Regions from separate parts of the Homo sapiens genome. Here region 1 is linked to region 2. Evidence: read pairs that join two places in POLR2A ChIA-PET (ENCODE). Cell type or tissue: HepG2. All regions are shown on one strand.

Region 1 (5,000 bases), 55 kb before region 2:
TGCATATCCCCAGGATGGTAGGGGCTGCTGGGATCTGGTAGTAGTGTTCTGTTGCTTGGTCTCATAAGCATTACTTTGAGAAAATTCAGGGAGCTATGCTGTATGTATCTGACTCTTCAATAAAATTTATCAAAACCGAACACCACTTATGTGCATTTATATGTTACGTGTACACAGAACTCTGTTTATTTGGCAAAGCAGTATTTTGGTTTTATCTCTAGGCTTTTACCATTTTTCATTTAAAAATATATCATTGTGTTTCTGTTCCTAGTCAGCATTTTTACTTACCTTTCCTATATATTGGCTATTAAGTTAGCTGTCTTAGATTCCTGTTCTGTGTGTATTTAGCCCCATGTCAGTCTCTTGATTCTTTTGTCTTTCCCCACCTCTGTCTTCTCTGAACTATTCATAACATGTAATTTAACATATGTGTTAGAGACTATTTAGTAGTTTTAAAGTAGTTTATTTTACTGTTACTAGTTTTAAAAGTATGTGAGCTTATTTTTAATAGACTTTTATGACAGTCTGTCCTCAATTCTAGTCCCTGCTTACAAAGCTATAAATTGTTATGGCTAGACCTCCACTGATTTTCCTCCTTTTCTAAGACAGTGACCCCTAAAAGAGCAAATTCTTTTCCTACTCAAGGTGTAAAACAATTGTAAGATCCTTTTTAAAGGAGAGTCCACAAGCTTCCATTGTTTTCCTGATGAGAACATTACGTTTAATCAGTTGACCTGAAAACCTTATTTTACTTCCTGTTTATGTAACTTTATATTCTTTTTGACAGCATGATTCTGGAACAGAGTGCACACCAGGAGAATCTAAGAATTTGGGTCAAAAAGAAAATGGCAATTACATCATGTATGCAAGAGCAACATCTGGGGACAAACTTAACAACAATAAATTCTCACTCTGTAGTATTAGAAATATAAGCCAAGTTCTTGAGAAGAAGAGAAACAACTGTTTTGTTGGTATGTATATTTTCCTAACGTTTTGTTATGAACATTTTCAAACATTCAGACAACTTGAAAGAATTCTATAGTGATTACTGACATACCCACCACCTGCATTTTACTATTGCTAACACTTTGCTGTATTCCCTTTATCTCGTTATTTCTTAATCTTGCCATCTCTCAATTCATGTTTTATTGCAATTTAAAGTAAGTTGCAGCCATCAGTATACTTCACACCTAAACATTTTAGTCTGCAAATCATTAACTAGAGTTCAATATTGTTTATAGTTCTTTTTCTGTTTTCTGCATAAGTGAAATGCACAAATTTTAAGTGCATCATTTGATGAGTTTTGACAGATGCATTTACCTTTGTAAACTACCTATCAAGATACAGGACATTTCTGTCACCCCGGAACTTTCTTTTATCACCCTTCCCAATCAGGCTCTGTCCCAACACACCCTCAGAGGCAACCACTATCTGATTTATTTCACTCTACATTGGCTTTGTCTTCATATAAGTGAAAGTATACAGTTTATACCCTTCTGTGGAAGGCTGTTTAACTCAGTATACAGCTTTGAGATTCATCTTTAGTATTATACTCCTTTTTATTGCTGAGTACTATTACGTTGTATGAATATGTCCTAGTTTGTACATCTACTCTCCTATCATGAATACCTTGGATTTGGGCTAATGTGAATAAAGTTACTATGAAATTATTTCTTATTTTAGTAAAATATATATAGCATAAAGTGTGCCATTTTAAACTGATTTTAAATGTACAGTTCTGTGACATTAATTATAGGTACAATGTTGAATGTGAATGTAATCAATTACATTCACTCTTCATTTGCAAACTTTTTCATCATCCCAATGGAAATTCTATAACCATTAAGCAGTAATGCTCTGTCTTCCCCTCAGCCCCTGGTAACCTCTAATCCACTTTCTGTCTTTATGAATTGGCCTATTCTGGGTATCTCATGTAAGTGGGGACATACAATATTTGTTCTTTCGTGCCTGGCTTATTTCACTTAGCATAATATTTTCAAGGTTTATCTGTGTTGTAGCATGTATCAGAGTTCCATTCCTTTTCACGGCTGAATAATACTCCATTGTATGTATAGACCAGATTTTGTTCTTCCAGTCATCTGTTATGTCTTTCTTGCGGCATTGAACATACTCTAAATATTTACTTTGTATTAGGGTTTTTTTGTGTGTGTGTGTCCTTGTCCTATTTCACAAGACCATAGGTTTCTTTAGGGGAAACACTGAGGCCTATTCATCTTTGTACATTAAGAGCACTGAAAGAGGGGTTAAACATGTGACAGCAAAGGAGAAAGAATTCAGGAAGATTTCCAGATAAGCATGGGATTTTGTTTTTAATTGAAATTTTATTGAGATAATTAATAGATTCACATACAGTTCATAAGAAGTAATAGATTCCCTGTACCCTTCACTCAGTTCCCTCCGATGGTAATGCCTTGCAAGACTGTAGTACAATATCATGACCAGGATGTTGATATTGAGAAAATCCATAGATACTATTCCAATTTCCCTAGTTTTTTTTTTTGTTCTCATTTCTCTTTGTATGTATTTAGCTCTATACAATTTTATTACATGCGTAGATTTATGTATCCACCATCACAATCAAGAATCAGAACAGTTCTGTCATTACAAGGATCCCTCATTGTTTTATAACCATGCTTACCTCCCTTCTGTTGTCCCTTCCTCCCCCCTGCTACCCTGTTCTCCATATGTAAAATTTTGTCACTTCTAAAAAAGTTATATAAATAAAATCAGACAGCATACAACCTTTTGGAATTGCCTTTTCTCACTCAACATAATTCCCTGGGGATTCATCTAAATTATTGCCTTTATCAATAGTTCGTTCTTTTTTATTTCTGAGTAGTATTCCATGGTATGTATGTACTGCAATTTGTTTAACCATCCATTTGAAAGACATCTGGGCTGTTTCCAGTGTTTGGCTATTATGAATAAAGCAGCTGTAAACATTCATGTACAGGTTTTTTGTATAAACATATAAGTTTTTACTTTGAGATAAATGCTCCCAAATCGAATTGATGGACCATATAGCAATTGCTTGTTTTGCTTTGTACAAAACTGCCAAACTCTTTTCCAGGGTGGCCATACTATTTTATGTTCTCACCAGCACTGCACAAATGATCCAGTTTCTCTGCATGTTCACAACCATTTGGAGTTTTCACAGTTTTTTATTTTAGCTGTTCTGATGGGCGTGCTGTGATATCTCATGGTTTTAATTTGCATTTCTCTGGTGGCTAATGATGCTGAACATCTTTTCATGTACTTATTGGCCATTTATAAATCATCTTTGATGAAATGTCTGTCCATGTTTTTTGGTCATTTTAGTGATCATTAGTGGGACTTTTTTCTTTTCTTTGGAGTATTGAGAATTCTTTATATAGTCTAGATACTAGTCCTAGATACTGGTTTGCAAATATTTTCTCCCAGTCTGTAGCTTGTCTTTTCGCCCTTTTCACAGTTCTTTCGTGGAGCAAAAGTTTCACATTTTGATGAGGTCCAGTTAATCAGTTTTTTATTGTATTGATTGGCATTATCTTTTTCTTTTAAAAGGGCAGATTGAAATTACATCTTCAATCTTCAAAAACTGATGTTATCATTTTTGTTATTGTTATTGTCAGTGGTTGTTTTTCTAATGCTTCTTAATGTACAGGTACATTAAGATTCTTCATTTGTAAACTGGGTTTTCACAGTAAACCTTCTGAAATAAGTTGACTTTTAAAAATGTACATATTGCTTTGTAGGTATTAACAGGAAAGAAAATTTTTTCTTAAATTATAACAAAATGTGTACCTATTATAATTTTTGCATTTAAACAGTATTTTTAGGCCAGACAGAGTGGCTCATGCCTGTAATCGCAGCACTTTGGGAGGCCAAGACAGGGAGATTGCTTGAGGCCAGGAGTTCGAAACCAGCCTGGCCAATGTAGCGAAACCCTGTCTCTACAAAAAATTAAAAAATCAGTGAGGCATGGTGGCGTGCGCCTGTAGTCCCAGCTACTTGGGAGGCTGAGGCACAAGAAATTGCTTGAACCCAGGAGTTGGAGGTTGCAGTGAGCCAAGATCGTGCCACTGCACTTTAACCTGGGCAACAGAGCGAGACTCTGTCTCAGACAAACAAACAAACAGTACCTCATTGTTGTTTAAACTGTTAGCAAATAACTAACTTGAAGTACTAATTTTATATGAAATAAAAATTAATATGTAGTAAATAATGTATGTAACATTTTCTGACTTCGTTATTTGTTTTCTTATAAATTACGTGTCATGTGAATTATAAAATTATTACTAGACTTGTAAAAATCATTATTCACCTAGTATATATGTGCAGATGCATGTTTCTAGTTTTTTTTGTTTTTGTTTTTGCTTTTTTTTTGAGACAGAGTCTCGCTCTGTCACCAGGCTGGAGTGCAGTGGCACGATCTCGGCTCACTGCAACCTCTCCCTCCCAGGTTCAAGCGATTCTCATGCCTCAGCCTCCCAAGTAGCTGGGGCTGCAGGAGTGCGCCACCACGCCTAGCTGGTTTTTTTGTATTTTTAGGAGAGACGGGGTTTTACCATGTTGGCCAGGATGGTCTCAATCTCTTGACCTTGTTATCCACCTGCCTCGGCCTCCCAAAGTGCTGGCATTTACAGGCGTGAGCCACCTCGCCTGGCCCCCCCTTTTTTTTTTTTTTTAAATTTCACTTTAAGTTCCGGGATACAAGTGCAGAATGTGTAGGTTCATTACATAGGTGTACGTGTGCCATGGTGGTTTACTGCACCTATCAACCCATCATCTAGGTTTTAAGCCCCACATGCATTAGCTGTTTGTCCTAATGCGCTCCCTCCCCTCACCTTCTACCCCTGGACTGGCCCTGGTGTGTGTTGTTCCCCTCCCTGTGTGCATGTGCTCTCATTGTTCAACTCCCACTTATGAGTGAGAACATGTGGTGTTTGGTTTTCTGTTCCTGTGTTAGTTTTCTGGGTATGATGGCTTCTAGCTTCATC
Region 2 (5,000 bases):
GAGACCCCTGTCTCTACAAAACATTTAGGAATTAGATGGATGTGGCAGTGTGCACTTGTAGTCCCAGGTACTCGGAAGGATGAGCTGGGAGAATTGTTTGAGCCCCAGGAGGTCAAGGCTGCAATGACTGTGATTGCACCACTGCATTCCAGCCTGGGTGACAGAGTGAGACTTTGTCTCCAATAAATATATAAATAAATAAAAATTAAAAATAAAATGCAGGCTGGGCGGACACTCCGTGGGTGGAGCTGGACAATGGCCTAGTGAGTGACAGACAGAGAGTAATGGGAGGCAAGACTGGGGAGAAAAGTAGGGGCTTGACTGGGAGCCTTGAAGGCCAGGGTAATTATTTTGGACTTTTTCCAAAAAACGTGGGAGGTCATTGGGAGGGCTTTATGCAGGAAAATGATATAACCTTTTTTTTTTTTTTTTTTTTTTAAGATCACTCTGGTCGCTGTGAGGGGAAGGGATTGAGAGGGAGGAGGGTGTCTGAGGGATGAGTTGGAAAGTTGTTGCAAATGTCTGGGTAAGCGATAGTTCGGCTTGGGCTGGGTTGATGGCAGTAGAGGTGGGGAGACATAGACACGCTTAAGAAATAAGAGTAGAATTCATGGAATATGGTGATCATTGGATTGTGAGGGGCCAAAGGGGAGGACACATAATGGATGACTCCCCAGAGTCCACCACCAGCAACTGGGTGGGTGGTAATGACCTTCAAGGAGATAAACAACAGAGAGAATGGGGATGAGCAGGTTCCAGGGGCAAGAAACATCATGCATTCATTTTTGGATGCAGGGAGAGATGACACAGCGGGAACTGTGGAATGGACAATTGCATAATATATGGGAATACGGGTCTGGAGAGAAGGCCCAGGCTGGAGCTCTACACTGAGAATGGTTGGCCTATGTGGTTGATCATAAATAAAGCCATAGGAGTGGGTGAGATTGCCTATAAAGAGAGAAACGTGCGAGTAGGGAAGGAGGTCTGGGCTCCCCTGGAATGGTTGAATGGAGGGCAGGGAGCAGCAGGGAGGCTGGGAGGTTGGAGGGGAATCAGCGGGGCACAAATAACTAAAGGCCAAGTGGATGGCGGAGAGCGTCACTTATGTGATTGCCAGGCGCTCAGAAGAGAGAAAGATCTCTGTGGCCTGGCCAGGCTAGGAGGCAACTGGTGAAAATAACTGGGCCTGGGTAGATAAATAGGACTAAGTTAGGCAGAGCAATTCCAGGGGAGAAAAGAAAAGGAGGAAGGGATAAGAGAAGGGAAGGAATGAGATGTGTCGGGAGCCATTAATCATGTACGGATCATTGGGATTCAAATAGAAGTATGTATTATGGGACCATGTAAATGGTCCCTTTTGGGACTGACTTTCTTTAGTCTTCATCTTGCTTGTCTATTTCCCATCCCTCTGACTTTACTTTGGTCCAGCCTCTGTGGGAGGGCAAGCACAGCACTGGGCAGCTTTACCCCTTGCCTTGCTGCCCCACAGACGTGTATTGCAATCCAAGCTTTTGCAGTATTTGCGGCCGACATGACTCAAGGTGAACATTGAGGACAGGGAGCTTTGCGATGCAGCAGAGTGCGTTCATTTTAATGTTGAATGGAGTGCTTGTTTCCTTCTCTCTCTGACTTACTCACCTCAAAGAGCCCAGCTGCAGTGTAATCGACATTCCATTTCTTTCCCAGTGCTCTCTTACAAGAGAAGCACAAATAAGCTTTTGCCTAAAAGGCAAGATGCTAGTGTTATCTTTCCTGAGTGGGCTCATAAATGCAGATTCTTTGGAGAGAGGTGTGTATAATCAGTTCACGAGCCAGCATTTTGCATGTGCAACGAACAGATGTGACTGCATTATTCAGTTTCCCAATTTGACTTCCCTACTCGAATATACTTAAGAAAATGTGATGTCGATGAACACATCCCTCCAAGTGAAAATAATCCACCGACAACAGAATTGGCAACCAGATTTGGACATGCCAAGAGGAGTTTCAAATGTTCCAGTTAACCACTTGTCACGTTGGATGCTTGTTGAATTCTCTGCCCAAAATGTTACCATGTATTGTGGCACTTCAAGTTTTCTTACTAAAGATGAAATAATTTCTAATTATATTGCTTGTGAAACTATATTACTTTTGAAACATATCACACTATAGTAGAAACATGTTTGTTTAACTCTGCCCTTTATTTTCCCTTTTTAATTTTCACATTGTGAAAGGTGACATTCATACTAAAAAGTGCGTGAAATGTAGATGTATATAGAACGGTTAAATCAGTGAACGTGTGTGTACCCACCACCTGGAGTAAGAAGTAGACTATTGCTGGCACCTGGAACTCCAGGGTGCCCTTCCTCTTTCCTGGGATTATCACAGCCTCACTTTTGTGATAATGATTTTATTGTTTTGTTTCCTTTTGTGATAATGATTTTATTGTTTTGTTTCCTTTTGGTTTTTTTTTTTTTTTTTTTGAGACGGAGTCTCACCCTATTGCCCAGGCTGGAGTGCAGTGTCGCGATCTCAGATCACTGCAACCTCTGCCTCCCGGGTTCAAGGGATTCTTGTGCCTCAGCCTCCCAAGTAGCTGGGATTACAGGCATGCGCCACCATGCCCAGCTAATTTTTGTATTTTTAGTAGAGACCGGGTTTCACCATGTTGGCCAGGCTGGTCTCGAACTCCTGACCTCAATTGATCAGCCTGCCTCAGCCTCCCAAAGTGCTGGGATTACAGGTGTTTATCCATTGTTTGTATCATACTATACCTTTTTTTGTGTCTTTGTGCAAACGAAAAATGCATGAGTGCTTCCTTAAATGTTGCTCCCTAGATGCCTCGCTGCCTCACGCTGGCCCCAGCTCTGTTCTTTTGTGTGTGTAGCTTTGGCTTATCTTTCTTACGGTTGTACGACAGTCCATTAGCAAGACTATAACCCAGTTCATTTCTGCATCGTACTGGCAGACATTTGGGCTGTTTCTGGCTGCGATGATTTCAAGGCTCACATACATGTCTCCTGGAATACATATGCATGGACTCTGTTGCATATACAGCAAAGAGTGTTTCCCTGTTGTTTTTCAAAAGTGATATTCTAAATTCCTTCTGGATCGTTAATGATAAAACCTGGCAATCCAATGCAAACATTTTATTGTAAACCTTAGTATTCTAGACATAATGGGAAATGTTCATTTTATTATCTATCAATTTTAGACACACACTCACACACATTCCCTAAAAGTAGGGTCAAATACTTTTGCAGGTAAGATTAGCATTCAGGACAGAATGCTTCATTTGGAAACATTGACCAGCTGTTCTTCCTATCCCACCACCCCATAAGTTTTAGATTTCTAGGTCTTTCAAAGGGAAATAAAAGTGAATCATGCAAGATAATTTTAAATTGATTAGTCAGAGGCAGACATCTTTCCAGGATTTTTGTTTTCATGAGCCCCAGTTTACCCCGCTTTGGTGAAGAGAATATGAATTATGGTCTGTATATAGCTGAGCCTAAGTGCAAGTTAGGTTAGCTTGTTTAATGTGCATAACATGTTCCTCCTCTCTGAATTATGTAAAACACATATCTAACTGATTACCATATTTAGCGTCCATTGTCACCATGTGCTTTGTGATGGAATTTGCTGGTCAAAACATTATTATTTCACTTATTGGACAGTTTGAAATTTGACATCTAACTCTCTCAGTTAGTTCAGGCTTCTATAGCAAATTACCATAGTCTGGATGGCTTAAACAAGAAACATTTATTTCTCACAGTTCTGGAAGCTGAGAAGTCCAAGATAAAGGTGCCAGCAGATCTGGTAGTCTACTTCCAGGTGAGGGTCAACTTCCTGGTTTGCATATAGTTGCCTTCTCATATCCGCACATGGCAGAGAGTTCTGATCCTTTATCCCCTATAAGGGCACTAATCCCACTTATGAGGGCTCCACCCTCATGACCTGATCACCTCCCAAAGGCCCCACCTCCAAACACCATCACATTGGGGATTAGATTTCAGCATATGAATTTTGGGGTGACTCAAACATTCAGTCCATAGCAAATGCTTTGAGACATTCCAAGTTTTTAAAATTAGCTTTTGTTGCAAGCATTAGTAAGATATAATAATTATGTTTATTTAATTTGTAATTCCATTATTAAAATGACCACATGTCTAGCTTTCACTGTTATCACAAGTAGTTTTAGTAGAATTCTACTTGTAAGTGTTTGGTTCTGTGAAATCGTTATATGATTTGTATAAATATTAGAATAATTATAATTTTTCTTCTTTTAAGAACTGTATTGTCTTAAAGGATGTGTATTTGGTATACACAACTAGTGGTGATTAATTAGAATCTTGCTTTATTGAAGCACTAGTTACCTAATAAAAAAGTATCTTTCTAGCATGGTTCAAAAATGGGTCATAATAAACTAGCAAGGACATGTGGGAAACTTAATTATAAAAGACATTGTAAATTAGAACAACAGATCTAAAATGGCTCTTGCATTTGTACTTATTTGCATATATTAACATTTAACCAGAGATAAAATTGGGACATTTTTGGTTGTACTGATACTGGAAAATAGTTATATCATATCGTTTTTAAAAGCTCAGTTTATGAGAGTGAAACATACCCCCCTTAAATCTAAACTTTATTTAAGCTTTGTGTGAGATTCTTTATGTAATTTTGGCTTCTAAATAAGGCAGCCATTCCAGATAAGGAGTAAGATTCATTTATTCTTTACACTGGGTCTTCATTAAATCTCATCTGATCTTTCGCTTTGATGTTTTAGACTTTATTTCACATTTCACGAAGATTTTTTCCTGGGTTGGGCGAAGTAGTAGGTCATCTGTGTTTTCTGAACAAAATGTCATTCTGAATAGAAAACAGGAAGCAAACACAGCATTAAGTTTTAGGTGGAGCTTATTGAAGTGTTTCATTCTTTATCAAATTTCACTCAATTTGTGTAAGGCATGTGATGTCTTTTTTTAAGTTAGATTCTTATGTTCGCAAATATTTTTGTAACT

Evidence for each region. ChIA-PET counts read pairs that join two places held together with the same protein. Peaks named below come from ENCODE experiments on the same cell type or tissue, not always from the same donor. Only the 100,000 strongest peaks of a DNase experiment are listed, where the experiment ranks them.
Region 1: POLR2A ChIA-PET joins it to region 2 with 5 read pairs; 5 of 35 experiments call an interaction of 5 or more read pairs at or near these places.

The regions. Positions count from the first base shown.
Region 1 is chr15:58,623,671-58,628,670 of GRCh38, reverse strand. It overlaps ADAM10 (ADAM metallopeptidase domain 10), which reads left to right. Exons shown (of 16, transcript NM_001110.4): 10 at 788-971. Among named protein-coding and RNA genes, the nearest start is that of ADAM10, 120 kb to the left of the region's middle. In HepG2, no CTCF peak of the experiment used is centred here; a DNase peak (open chromatin) is centred at 2,170.
Region 2 is chr15:58,568,564-58,573,563 of GRCh38, reverse strand. It overlaps LIPC (lipase C, hepatic type), which reads right to left. Exons shown (of 9, transcript NM_000236.3): 9 at 3,720-4,848. The coding sequence ends at 4,737. Among named protein-coding and RNA genes, the nearest start is that of LIPC-AS1, 72 kb to the right of the region's middle. In HepG2, no CTCF peak of the experiment used is centred here; a DNase peak (open chromatin) is centred at 133.